4 separate regions of the Homo sapiens genome follow, and all the other regions are linked to region 4. A link is a contact called in ENCODE Hi-C or POLR2A ChIA-PET data. All regions are on one chromosome and are shown on one strand. Each heading gives the region's core, a stretch centred on a gene start or an enhancer-like site at or near the end of the contact. The rest is flanking DNA. Distances are from core to core; before and after follow the strand shown.

Region 1 (3,193 bases), core at 214-2,713, 570 kb after region 4:
GGGGCCCCCTCTATGAACAAACGTGGGTTCTGTTACACTCCCGGGGTGCCCCAGCACTCCCTGCATCTACATCTGCAGCCAGGCCAACCCCAGTAGGGCCTGCGAGGAGGGGCCATGCCAAAGGGACCATGTGACTCTTCCCATCTGCACGACGGGAGTGGGGAATCTTCATGGGGGTGGACAGTGAGGGCATGGGGTGATGGTGGGTGATGCTGAGCCAGGCTGAACCCATGGGTGTGTGTTCACTATGTGGGGATTGCAGAATCCGTGTTCTAGTTTAAGGCAGAAAGGGCTCTGGGGCTTGCTGGCTAAAACATGGGCCTAGGGGTGCCCCGTCCTAAATGAAGTCAGTGTGTAACCTGTCTTGGGATGCTGTGGAAGAAACTGCAGCTCACAGCAGTGAGGGGAGAGGATGCTGTGAAAGAAGCTGCAGCTCACAGCAGCAAGGGGAGAGTGGACCAGCAGAGAGGATTGCCATGCAAGACTTGCTTATCCTGGGAGAGTCTGGAAACCCTACCTGACTGTGATAGCAAACCTGGGAGGGGATCTACACCCTTGCAGAGCTCTTCTCTGCAGCCCAGACCTCACAGTCAGAGCCACAGCCACCGCCGGAAAGCTAAGGGCAGCGAGAACCATCAGAACATGGTTTCAAGGTGGGGTGGTGCCCACAGGCACAGCAGAGGCCAAGCAGCAGCCAGGGGAGGATGGCTCCCAGGGCCCCGTGGCCTTGGCTGGTGATGGTGGTGTTCCTAGAAGGGAAACGGAGGGAAGCCTACTCAATTCCTTCTTGATCTACATAAACAGAGAAGTTCTAGGCCAAGTGAATGAAAGCCTACTCTGAATCATAAAAGCAGAGTGTTGCTGCCCCTAAAACAATTCCCAAACAGACTTGAGCCAGCTGACAGATCCAGAGCCCTCAAAGAAGAAGCCCAAGGAAGGACCCCACTCTCTTCCCAGAGTTTGTATTGTTACTCTTTCTCCCAGACCCCCCAAAAGGGACAGCCTTTCACCCACGTCACTGTGCACGGGAAAGGAAATAATCAGAACTTTCCAGGGCTATTGGACTCTGGTTCTTAACTGACTCTGATTCCAGAAGGACCAAAATGTCTGTGGCCCCCAATCAGAGTAGGGGCTTATGGAGGTCAGGTGGTCACTGAAGCCTTAGCTCCAGTCTGTCTCCCAGCGGGCCCAGTAGATCCCCATCTTGTGGCTCCTTCCCCAGGTCTGGGGAGCATAAGTGAAACAGACACACTCAGCAGCCAACAGAACCCCCTCCTACCCCTGGCTGTTCCCAGCATAACGTAGTACACAAACTATGCTCTCAGAAGCACTGTGGAATAGAAGAGCCATCTAAAGAGTAATGATATTATTGAACACGGTGCGAGCACCAGGGGTCCGCTCACTGGGTTTGTGTTTGCAGCTGGTGGTGTGGTTCTGACTACCGGCCATGGCTCTGGCCCATCCTGCTGTCCTGCTCTTGCTCAACGGGACCACGTGCAACAGGGGCACCTCCTGGGCCTCTGCAGACTTGGTTCTGGTGGGACAGCTGTCCCATCATAAGCTGCAGCTGTCGCAGCTGCTCTCACTCCCACATCCCTGGCACATGACCCTTCCATTCATGTTTTAGGATTCTTCACTAAGACCCCAAACAGCCCCCGGTTAACTTAGGTCACCTTGGAACACTTGGTGCACTTTCTTCCTCAAGTATGTGTTGAGAGAAGATTCAGAGACATGACTTCATTGGTGCTTCCGTTTTCTCTATTTACTGGGTCTCTTTGTTTTGATGTGGGGGTGTCACCCCATATTTTTAGAACGAAGTCCACATGACAATGACTCACCCCTTTTAAGCTCCCCTTGTGGCAGCACAGGGCTCAGCCATCTTTTACTTCATCTCACTGCCTTAAGAGTAAGCAGAAATTTGAAACTGAAAGATGTTGATTATAACAGTTTATTTGCTATTTCCTTCTTGCTCCATAAAATGGAAACCACTGCATTGAATCTCTTTACTTGTCCAGTCACCTGTATTTATGCAACTGCATTTCATATCAAATATGAAATAAATGATCCAAGATGCCCCTAGATGATTCTACAGTCAAATTCAGAAATTATCTTGCTAACTCTTGCATTAAAATAAACTGAAGACCAGGAAGTAGTGAATTGCCTCAGATTACATAAAATATGACATAATATTATTAATTTTTAAGACACTTAATTTACACGAGAAATAAGAAAAGAAAAGTGAGAACTGAAAAGGGAAGTGCAAGGCACAATGGGAGTAAAACATGGGCTGGTGAGGGCACAGCCAGGCCACCTCGCCCACCCTCTAGTCCACAGCCCCGCAGGCTGGGCCACCTCGCCCACTGTCTTGTCCACAGCTCTGGCTCTGCACTCAGCATGCAGTAGGTCCTCAATCAGGACTCGTTAAATGATCACTAAGTAAACAGACAACAGAACACAAGCCCAGTCACCACTTTGGTTGCTTTTGTTCATGAATTGACTGTACATGAAATAGAAAATAATATCTATTATCTATGTACAGGAAAATACCAATTCATTGTCAAAATCTGGTTGTAAACATAGAAATGAGGTAAGAAAATGCAAAGTATGGCATGATGAATCTAAGCTCTGTGTCTATATCTTCTCTACTTTGTTATTTAAAATATGAGTTTCACCATTTTGGGAGGCTGAGGTGGGCAGATCACCTGAGGTTGGGAGTTCAAGACCAGCCTGACCAACATGGAGAAACCCCGTCTCTACTAAAAATACAAAAAAATTAGCCGGGCGTGGTGGCAAGCACCTGTAATCCCAGCTATTCAGGAGGCCGAGGCAGGAGAATCGCTTGAACCTGGGAAGCAGAGGTTGCAGTGAGCCGAGATCGCGCCATTGCACCCCAGCCTGGGCAACAAGAGCAAAATTCCATCTCAAAAAAAAAAAAGTTTCTGAAAAGTCTTCAGCTTTCCCTCTTTCTTAGGAATAGGATTTGTGTTTCACAATATGTACAGTTAGGGAGACCCAGGTAAACATGCTGATGCTGGAACAAGAACGAGCCTCAGAAAAGTGGAGTCCTGTGGTTCTCTGTCTTCATCAGAAAAAGAGGACAGTGTATTTATTTTTTAAATCAATAAGTTCCTAATAAAATTGAGAGGACTGAGGGTCTTTTTCTTTCCCTTTAGATAAAATTAATTTTAAGGTT
Region 2 (3,042 bases), core at 308-2,807, 650 kb after region 4:
CTCCTTTCTTTAGGCACTGCCTGCCTTTCTATACATCTTAAAAGAGAATAAGATGTCTGCCCAGCATGGCAGGCAGCATGCTCCTCTCGTTTGCAGGCGCTGTCCCTCGCAATACCCATACTGCAGATGAGGACCCTGAGGTCTGGCAGTTAGCTTTGCCCCAGGTCATCTGGCTGCACTCGGAGGCGGAAGATTCCAGCTCAAGACTGTGAGCTTTCTCATGGAAAACAAGACTGATTCTGCCACCTATACTGAACTTAGGGGAAGATTCGCAACCACTGCCTTCAGAAATTTACAAACCAGATCAGGAAAGGAGACGGAGGCAGCAGTGTAACTGAGCACCCAGGGGGGACAAAAGTGAGGACTGGAGGGGCTGGCTCAGGTCACCGGCCACAGGGGCAGAGTGGGAGCCCTCAGGAGTGCCTGGAGCCACTGCAGGTGTCTCACTTCTCGGGACATCTGGAAGCAGCTCTGCCCTTCAGTAGACAGACCCCAAAGGCACCCAGGGTAGGGCCCCTTGCCCTGGGGGAACCTGCAGAAGCTCCTGCAGAAGTCTGTGTCTGGGCCTTTCTCCCCGGCCGCAGAACGTGTGTTCCGTGTTCCTGTACCATCCAATAACTCACTGTAGTTTCTGGGCTTCCCTACTCTGTAGGGCTTACCAGATTTCCACTTAGTCCAAGATTTCAAACTGTGTGCATCTACACCACACACACTTTTAAAATTCAAGTACTATGTACACACGAACATCTCTCTCCCTTTAGAGGCCACTGATCACTCTAAAATGTAAAGAGTGGAGGCGATGGGGGCTGTGAGGTGAGTGGGGGCAGAGCCGTTTGTTCTTGTGTAGGGTGGATTTTAGCCGTTTGGATTGGAGTCTTGTGTAGGCTTGACGCCCACGCGTCTCTCACTGCACGAGGGAGGTGGCAGAGGCACATCATCCCTTTGGGCACGCAACTCTACCACGTGCATCGCTGGGAGATGGGAGGACTGGCATCCCCCGAACCCACGGGTCCCTGCCTGGAGACACTGGGAGACCCGGTCCTCTGCGTGCTTCAGAGTCAGGCACACCTGGCTTTGTTCCCGCAGCCATTTGCTCTGTGACTTCCGGCACCTGTCTAACCTCTCGGAGTCCTAGTTTCTTCCTCCTAAAAATGAGATGAATGATATCCACTGGTGGGGGCAGTGAGGTCATTACCAGGGTAAATGAGTAGATGTGCTGGGCACAAAGTCATTCCTCAGTACGCAGTAGTTACTGTTTTGTTGATTGACACTGAAAACCTTCCCCATCGTGTCCAGAAGACTGTAAGCCAAGATTTGAACCTCAGAGCCATCCAAATCCAGGAACACGGGTTAATTCTCACAACAGGGCAGACTCTTGCAACTTTCGGGGGCTGGCAGCCTCTGCATCCCACTCTGGACAGACCACCATTGTCTGGGTTGGTGGGCCTGCTGAACGTGGCTTCCAGGGCCCTCTGGTCAGCGCCAGATCTGGGCGCAGCTGCTGAGTGCACACAGCTGCTGGTTGGGGAGCGGGAGGGCTGAGCGGGTGGACTCAGGTTTCGCTTATATAAAGTTTCATGCATCAGCAGGGCCGGGAGTCAGAGATGGGAAGTGAGGGCCAGCCTGCCCCACCTGGTGTCTGCAGAGAGAGGGCTTTGGGGCCGCCCCGGTCCGACTGCTTCCCGGGTACAGCTTCTGACTTCTCCCTCCTTTATCAGTTCTGTCAAGTTAGGGTAGGAGAATTAATCTCTTGATGTTTTTATATTTCTAACTTTAGCTTTGAATTTTTAAGGTTTGATGCACCAGGCTGGCAGTTCTCAACTCTGTTTTTGCAGGATGGTGTCATGTCTGCTGGGGTCTCAAGGCGAGGCGGTGAGGGGAACTGAAATGGAATGTGTGCACAGTGTATTTCAAACACATGTATGTGAATTCATTTAATCATCCCTTTTACCAGGTTCCTATTGTGTGCGTGCTAGTGACCCAATCACACGCATGGAAGCGCACGCATGGATGCCAGCCATACCACCTCTTCAGGCAGGTCAGAAGAGAAATGCTAGGATCTTGGGTATAAAGTATTTGTGAGTTCTCAGGATGAAGGAATGTAGAGTCATCCAGCCCAGACGCCTCCTTTTGCAGATGGCTTCACTGAGGGCACCTGCATGTGGTTGTGTAAGCTGTGTACTGCCCGGTCTTGGGAGAACCGTTCACACTGTAGTCTAAGCAAATGGCTCCAAGGCCTGTGCTGGGAGGCGGCCCTGGGATACTGTGTATAGAGGTCAGCCTCCCAGGACACAAAGCAGAGTGGAGAAGGGTTGGGGTAGACGATAGAAGTGGCCCCAATTCTCCAACCCTCCCATGCCCCTGGCAAAGTGACCTTGTAGCGCCTCCATCAAGAGGTAGGAGTCTGCTTCCTCACTTCTTGAATCTGAGCTGTGACTTGTTTTGGCCAATGGACTGTGGCAGAAGTGGCCAGTGTTAGTTCCTAGCCCAGGCCTTGGAAAGGCTTGCACTTTTCTGCACTCTCTCAGGCCCTGTGTCTACCTCCGAGGAGACCCCAGGGCTTGGGTGCTGGTGGGGTGTGATCACATGGAGGAGAACTCAGTTGTCCCTGCTAGGCCATCCTGGACCTATCCACAGCCAGCCAACCTCAAACATTGAAGAGAGCCCAGCCAGGGTCAGCAAGCTGCCTGCCCTGCCCAGAGCAGGCACAGCTGCACCAGCAGGCCCGGACCAGGCTGACTCAAGCCAGCCACTGAGGTTTACCATGGCCATAGATAACAAATCACACACACACACATACATGCCCGTGCCATTCTTAACTAGGGGACATGCCGATATATGTAAATACAGTCCATCCCAATCACAAGAGTGCTTGTACCTTTGTTTAAAATACCCTCTATATCCTTTATTTCCTTGATAATTTCCTCTCTAGTATTTTCTCTATTCTCATTTTTTAGAAATCTTATTAAGACTAATCAGAGATAATATCTATTGAGTGCATACTGTATGCCAGGCACTGTTCTAAGGACTTTGCCCATAATA
Region 3 (3,402 bases), core at 87-2,586, 690 kb after region 4:
GCCCATCTGTGAGTGGCCCCCGTATTGCGTGTTGCGTTTGGATTATTTAAGAGGCTGGGGAAATACGGTGATCTTTGAAATGAAATGGGACCCAGGTTTGTTGAGAACAAATTGTGTGTCTAGGCATTTTCCTTGTACTGTTTTGTTGAAACCTCACGATGCCCTGCAGAGAAGATGGCAGTTCCCCACTTAGCAGATCAGGAGGCTGAGACTTGAAGTGGTTCAGAAGTCACAGGTCCCGGCTCAGCCAGTGAAGAGATGCGGAATTTGAACTGAGATGCATCCACTCCACTGGCTGGGTTCTTCATACAAGCATGCTGCTGCCTAGTGTGGCATTAGGTGAGGTGTTTGACAACATCAAGGCAATACTCTTAGGCTGACTCCTGGCAAGGCCCATGGGCAAGTTCTCAGGAGAACTTACCTGGTGACAGGGCCTGCCTCGTGGGTGTGCGACTAGTGTTGCCACACAGGGCCCTGTGCTTGGTTTCATGCTCTGCTGTTGCCATCAGAAACTCTTAAGAATTTTTTGATAAGGAGCTTTGCATTTCCAATTCGTGCTGGACCCTGCAATTGAGTACTTGGTCTAGCCTGCTGGTATTGTTCTTAGAGGTCTGTGATCAATAACAGGATTAAACAGCATTTTCTGAGTGCCTATTATGGCCTAGGCCCCATTATGAAGTGTGTGTTAACCCGGTTTGAAAGTAGCTGTCTCAAGTTGTTACCACCATTTTCCTCACACGATTGCATCCGTGACCCCAGGCAAGCGGAATCGGGATAAGAATAACCCTCAACAATCCCTGCTACTAAAGAATTGCTTAAAGTACTTCCTCCTGATAGGAAGTTAAGATAATTTGTTGTCTCTCATGCATTAAAAATTGCCACAGCTTCCAAGGCAGCCACCATTTTACCTGTCAGTGATAAGGACCCGTGATAATATTGGCTATGGGTTTTGTTTTTCTAAAGGATCCTTTTGGGAAAGCCATCCTCTCCAGTGTTGGGATGATAAAAGGATGGGAAGTCGGAGTCAGCTTGAACTTACCAATCAGAGAACATGTAGGGGTTGAGTGGAGGGGAAGATCCTCTCCAAGGAATTGGAGAGAACTTTCTACTCACATTACGTCTAACTAGCCAGAGGATGGGCACTGGGACTGTATACTTGTAAGGTTCCTTCAAAGCCTGAATTGTGTGAGTCAGTGATGCAGCTACTTTCTAGATGAGCTACCAGTTTAATAATAGGACTTAGCCCCAGATTCCTCTCCCTTTTTGGCCCTTGACATGGGACACAGATCCCTTAGTAGATGTTCATGCCTGGCCCATGTGGGCAGCCGGGTAAGTCTTTCCAGTGCAGCTGGTCAGTTGGTCTCACCCAAGAGTTGCATCACTTGTATCTCCGCTGGTTGTTCAGCAAGTACTGGCAGCACTTAACACGTGCAGTAAAGCAGTGAGGCTGTTTTGCCACCGTGACAATGCAGTTGAGTTTTGCCTAACGTGAAAATACTAAGTTTCTGTGTATTCTCTGCTACCCACAACCAGAAGGCTTGGAGGAACAAGCGTTCTGGTTTGTTTATCTGCATCCCTTCCCCTTGATAAAGCAACTGTGAATTTGGTCTTCATTAGCTGTAGTCTGTTGAACCGACTCAGTATAGCCAGGGTAGAGGCAGAAGGAAGTGTCCTGCACAGCGGTACAGCTGAGGGCTTCGTGCTCCTGAGTTCGTGGCACAAGAGAGGGATTCAGTGGTCAGCTCTGCATAGTCTCTCATTTTCTAGCAAATAGAAACCAGAGTGGATGGCCTCATATGTGTAAGTTCTCATGAGACTCAAATGGAAATTAGTTGTCCCTGAGGTTCTTCATGCTTGGCTGATTGAACTAGATGGTTTGAGAGGGATATTTTGTAGATTAAAGGGTGAGATTAGGGCTGGGGAGAACAATGGTGGTAGAGTGGCCTTAAAGACCAGCCTCCAGGAAAGCCTCTGGCAGTTGGAGTCCCCACTCCCTGCCATTAATCATCTGTCACATCTGGTTCATCTTCCTTTTACTAACCCCAGAATCTTGGCTTTTCTCTTTGCCCACCACCATTAGCCCAGGCTGTCCACATCCCTCACCTGGATCACTGCAGCAGCTCCTGGCCAGTCTATCCTTGCTTTTCTCCAGACTGTTTTTTTCTGAAACGCAAGGCTGATTTTGGTCATTTTCCTCCTGACTCTGATTTTACCTAATGTCTTAGAATGAAACCCATGACCCTTGGAAGAGATGGGGAATAATAGGAAGTGAGGCCAGGGAGTCGTGGGGAGCGAGATCAGGTGGTCCTGTAGGTCCTGTCTTTTCCTCCAAGTGATATGGAGCCTCTGAGGGTGTTTGGGCAGAGGGGAGAAGGGATGTGATGTAAGTTTTAACAGGATCATTTTGGCTGTGTTTTGAGTATAGACTGAAAGACTCAAGGGCAAAAGCACGGAAACCAAAGAGGACAGGATGGCACCAATCCGGGTGACCTCCCAGGTGATGGTGGCTGGAACCACAGTCCCGTCAGCATAGGTAGCAGGAGAGACTGAATTCTAGTTTTTATCAAGAGGGTAGAGATGAGATGATTTACAGATGGACTAGATGGGGTATGCAGGAGAGGAGTCAAGGAGGACCAAGGGTTTGGCCTGAGCAGTTAGAAGAAGTTGTCTTTGGGATGGGGAAGTCTGGCAGGGCCAGATGTGGGCACTCAGCTTCAGACATGCTCCATCAGGATATCTGTGAGATGCCTCAGTGAAGATCAGGTCTGGACTTCAGGGATGCGGCCTGGGCTGGGATATCAGCTTCAGACTTCGGCACAAGCAGGTTCTGATTGTGTAGAGTGATGTTCCTGTTAGTCTGTATCATGTGGAAGAGTGTCTTAAACACATATTGTGGGCAGGTGCTGTGGGGAGGAGGACATCCATGCCTCAAAGAGAATGAAGGAATACCTGGTGAAGGGCTGGGGGAGGAAGTGAGGAGATGTTAGTCCCAGAACATTTTAGGCCCGCTAGACGTGCGTACTGACGTTGCTCATTTCCTGGCCAAGCTGTAACCACCTGAGTAAACGGTTGGTTTGTTCTTGGGTCAGGTGTATCCACAGCAGTCATTCAGTGCGAGGGTACTTAGGTCCTCTTTATCGTCAGAAAATCACAGAGAAGCACCATGCAAAAATAGGTTTGTGGTCATATAGCGTGAAAGTTGGCAAAGATATGATCTCTGGGCTATTTGTACGTGAGCTTAGAAGAAACTGAGGACTCGTCATCAAGTTGTATTTTATATTTCTTTTATCCAATAAGACTTGTACATAGCTTAAAAGATAAACAATACTTAGAGCCTCAAAAGGAAACACAGTCCTCCCGCACTCTCCTTATCCCAGAAACACACTCTCAGCTGGTGTTTCT
Region 4 (3,094 bases), core at 595-3,094:
TTCAGTAGAGACGGGGATTTCACCATGTTGGCCAGGCTGGTCTCAAACTCCTGACATTAGGTGATCTGCCCGCCTCAGCCTGCCAAAGTGCTGGGATGACAGGCGTGAGCCACTGTGCCAGGCCGCACACATCTTCAATAGTGTTTGTCTAATGAAACCATGGAAGCCATTGTGGACAACTTTCCACCCGAGATGAAACATCCTTCCACAGGGTCCTGGGCAGGTTCCTGCAGCCTCTGCTGGAGTCCCACTTGTCACCTAGAACCTGTGGCACATTGGAACCCTCTTGTTGCTAGAAAGTTCCTCCCTGGAATACAGCCTGCCTCCCAGGGAGTTCTCACCGGGCTGTTCCTGAGCCACACAGTTGACTTCCTCATAACCACACACCCTGAGAGAGGCGGCCACATCTCCCACAGACGTCTCATGAACAGGCAGAACTGACCCCGGGAACACATACTTTCTTTTAATGACATCGTTCCATGCCCTTGGAATTCTGAGCAACCTTCTAGGACCCCCACTTATCAGGATTCTTTTCCAACTGGGCTCTAGAAACTGAATAAAGCGCTCCCCATGTCTGGAATATCACACAGAACATCGGGACTGTTGCGCCCTTAGGTTGAACATCTTGCAAATGTTCCCAGTGAAGACTAATTGAACCCTGCCCCTCCCCTGACCTCCACTCAGATAGCTGATTTAAGCCTCAATGCAGAAGTGTCTGTCCGTCCCTGATAGATGGTATCTTTCGGAATTTTGTGTTGCAGCCCGTAGGGATTGTTCCAAACCCTGACCCTGTTTCCTTTCATATGATGCGTTTCTCCATGTTTTGCAAAATTGGGAAGCAGGCTTCCTGTGTCTGTATCAAGGCCCTGGTAAAAACAACTCTGCATTCGAATGAAGCAAAGGAAGTCTCCATGCCTCTGCCCCAGGGGTTGGTCTCTGTGGTTTTGTTGCCCTGCTGGAAGTGTCTAAATATTTAGAAGTGTAACATTGCCACTCTCATGATTTCATATATACTAAGTTTAAGCATTCATGATTTTGAGAGAAGGATAATAATTCCTGAACAGCTTCTTGCTGTGAGTATGAAAGTTCTCTGGTAATTGTGATTGGAGTGCCCAGCCATGTGTGCGTGAACGCCACACGGGGCTCCCCTGTAGGGGGGAATGGATGGGATGCACCCATTATCAGGTGATTTGGACAGTTGCCCACGTGAGTTGGGAGCCTGTTCCACCATCAAATGTGAGCCCTTACGTCATGAACAGGGAGGCTGGGGCAGGCTGGGGGTGGGTGGTGATTGAGGAACTGATCAGTTTCTGAAACGCATGTCACTTTTTATGGTGCTGAAATATACTGCCCTTCTGTCGCCACATGCAGAAGAGGATAAAATGCCCAATTCAAGGATTGCAAAAATCAGAGAGTCTATTCCAGATCTAAGACCCACACATGCAAACCCAAGTGCATGGCTCCCTGGGTACAGTTTGTAACATTGCCAGTGAAAGTCATGTCTCTTCATTGTGAGTAAATCACACCGTTAAAACTCTGAGTACGGTCTAGCTGATTAACGTCAGGTTAATCCAGATCCTTTATTCTGTATTCCAGTTACTCCCAGCTCCCAGGCAGTGATGGCTTTACCGGCCCAGGAGGTCCCCGGGCCCTGCTCATTGGATCTTTTTGGTGGGATACACCCCACAGAACACAGAAAACATTCCCTTTTCCGTATCCATACATAGGAGTGCCGAGCCTGCCGTGTACTTGATCTTGTCCCACAGAATCACCTGCCAGTCTCATCGTTGCAGGCTTCTCTCCTGCATGCACAGCGGGGGTGGTGGTGACCTCAGAAGCCTTTCCTTCTGAGCACTGCGTGACTGTCAGCTGTGGGAGTTCATTCTGAGGCCATGTCAGGGCTGACTGCACCGAAAAAGGAAGTGACCTGATGAGATCATTTTATCCAGTGGCACCCACAAAAGACACAGGACAGCTGCCTTCCCTCCATCCGCAGATGGGACTTGATGATTTTCTTTTTTCTTTTTATTTTTTTCTCTTTTGAGATGGAATCTCACTCTGTCGCCCAGGCTGGAGTGCAGTGGTGCGATCTTGGCTCACTGCAAGCTCCGCCTCCCGGGTTCACGCCATTCTCCCGCCTCAGCCTCCTGAGTAGCTGGGACTACAGGCATCCGCCACCACACCTGGCTAATTTTTTGTATTTTTAGTAGAGACGAGGTTTCACCGTGTTAGCCAGGATGGTCTCGATCTCCTGACCTCGTGATTCACCCGCCTCGGCCTCCCAAAGTGCTGGGATTGGGACTTGATGATTTTCATGGTCAATACAACAGAGGGGTGTCGTTCCTCTTTGAAGCGTTTCCCAACCGACAGTGACGGGTTTCTACCAGGGAGATGTTACGGCAGGCAGCGTTTTGGCTCTGACGGCCCTGTTCGTTCCTGCCTCCCTGGGATTTTCCATCCCGAAGTGCTGTTCCTCACTCAGCACAACCTAGAAGGTCCCACAAAAAGCTATTCTTTGGGGCTTATTTGCAAAGCAGGGGAACCCATGAATTATGCAAATCGAGGTCCAAGGAGGCGTTGTTGGCTTGTCCACCTTCACTCAGTTTTAGGGCTGGGGGGCCGAATGGCGGGGCAAGCAGAAGAAACATAACCAACAGAACGACATGGCGAAGGTTGTAGGTTCCAAAAAGGGCGACAGGGACAAGGGCTCGAGCTGAGGAATGCCTTCTGAGGACCCCATAGCCAAATTTTTGCTGTTTCCAGCCTCTTTTTGACTCTTCTCTTAGAACGTCACCATGCTAACTTGTGGTTTGGGGCCCACCCATGTTTCCTTTTAGGGTTCATAGGACCCCGAGGATCCAAAGGTGCAGTGGGCCTCCCTGGCCCAGATGGATCCCCAGGTCCCATCGGCCTGCCAGGGCCAGATGGGCCCCCTGGGGAAAGGGGCCTCCCTGGAGAAGTCCTGGGAGCTCAGCCCGGGCCACGGGGAGATGCTGGTGTGCCTGGACAGCCTGGGCTTAAAGGCCTTCCCGGAGACAGAGGCCCCCCTGGATTCAGAGGTGAGTGCCCCATCGGGGAGCCGGGGGCCCCATCC

The links. A loop is a pair of places that touch in the nucleus more often than their neighbours do. ChIA-PET counts read pairs that join two places held with the same protein, here RNA polymerase II (POLR2A). Pooled maps may share reads with other maps.
Region 1: a loop to region 4 is called in a map of GM12878, with 3 times the contacts of the local background. The contact joins two enhancer-like sites. A Hi-C loop is called at or near these places in 1 of 168 maps with a recorded cell type or tissue (GM12878), 2 of 37 single-sample maps with no recorded cell type and 4 of 50 pooled maps.
Region 2: a loop to region 4 is called in a map with no recorded cell type, with 2.6 times the contacts of the local background. The contact joins two enhancer-like sites. A Hi-C loop is called at or near these places in 1 of 37 single-sample maps with no recorded cell type and 1 of 50 pooled maps. POLR2A ChIA-PET finds 5 or more read pairs at or near these places in 1 of 52 experiments (OCI-LY7).
Region 3: a loop to region 4 is called in a pooled map, with 4 times the contacts of the local background. The contact joins two enhancer-like sites. A Hi-C loop is called at or near these places in 3 of 37 single-sample maps with no recorded cell type and 2 of 50 pooled maps.

Annotation. Positions count from the first base shown.
Region 1 is chr13:111,045,213-111,048,405 of GRCh38, forward strand. No RefSeq gene overlaps it. Among named protein-coding and RNA genes, the nearest start is that of LINC00368, 49 kb to the right of the region's middle. RefSeq lists enhancers at 1,650-1,944, 1,728-1,897, 1,918-1,977. Within about 2 kb of position 1,464, at least 6 of the 41 ENCODE cell types and tissues checked have a DNase peak (open chromatin) inside an H3K27ac peak, as active enhancers do.
Region 2 is chr13:111,120,699-111,123,740 of GRCh38, forward strand. All of the region lies in intron 1 of ARHGEF7 (Rho guanine nucleotide exchange factor 7), which reads left to right. Among named protein-coding and RNA genes, the nearest start is that of ARHGEF7-AS2, 6.5 kb to the left of the region's middle. Within about 2 kb of position 1,558, at least 3 of the 41 ENCODE cell types and tissues checked have a DNase peak (open chromatin) inside an H3K27ac peak, as active enhancers do.
Region 3 is chr13:111,164,020-111,167,421 of GRCh38, forward strand. All of the region lies in intron 2 of ARHGEF7 (Rho guanine nucleotide exchange factor 7), which reads left to right. Among named protein-coding and RNA genes, the nearest start is that of ARHGEF7-AS1, 17 kb to the left of the region's middle. Within about 2 kb of position 1,337, at least 2 of the 41 ENCODE cell types and tissues checked have a DNase peak (open chromatin) inside an H3K27ac peak, as active enhancers do.
Region 4 is chr13:110,470,092-110,473,185 of GRCh38, forward strand. COL4A2 (collagen type IV alpha 2 chain) reads left to right here. Exons shown (of 48, transcript NM_001846.4): 29 at 2,838-3,059. Among named protein-coding and RNA genes, the nearest start is that of COL4A2-AS2, 8.4 kb to the left of the region's middle. RefSeq lists enhancers at 1,415-1,514, 1,585-1,824, 1,835-1,884, 2,005-2,144, 2,873-3,094. Within about 2 kb of position 1,845, at least 11 of the 41 ENCODE cell types and tissues checked have a DNase peak (open chromatin) inside an H3K27ac peak, as active enhancers do.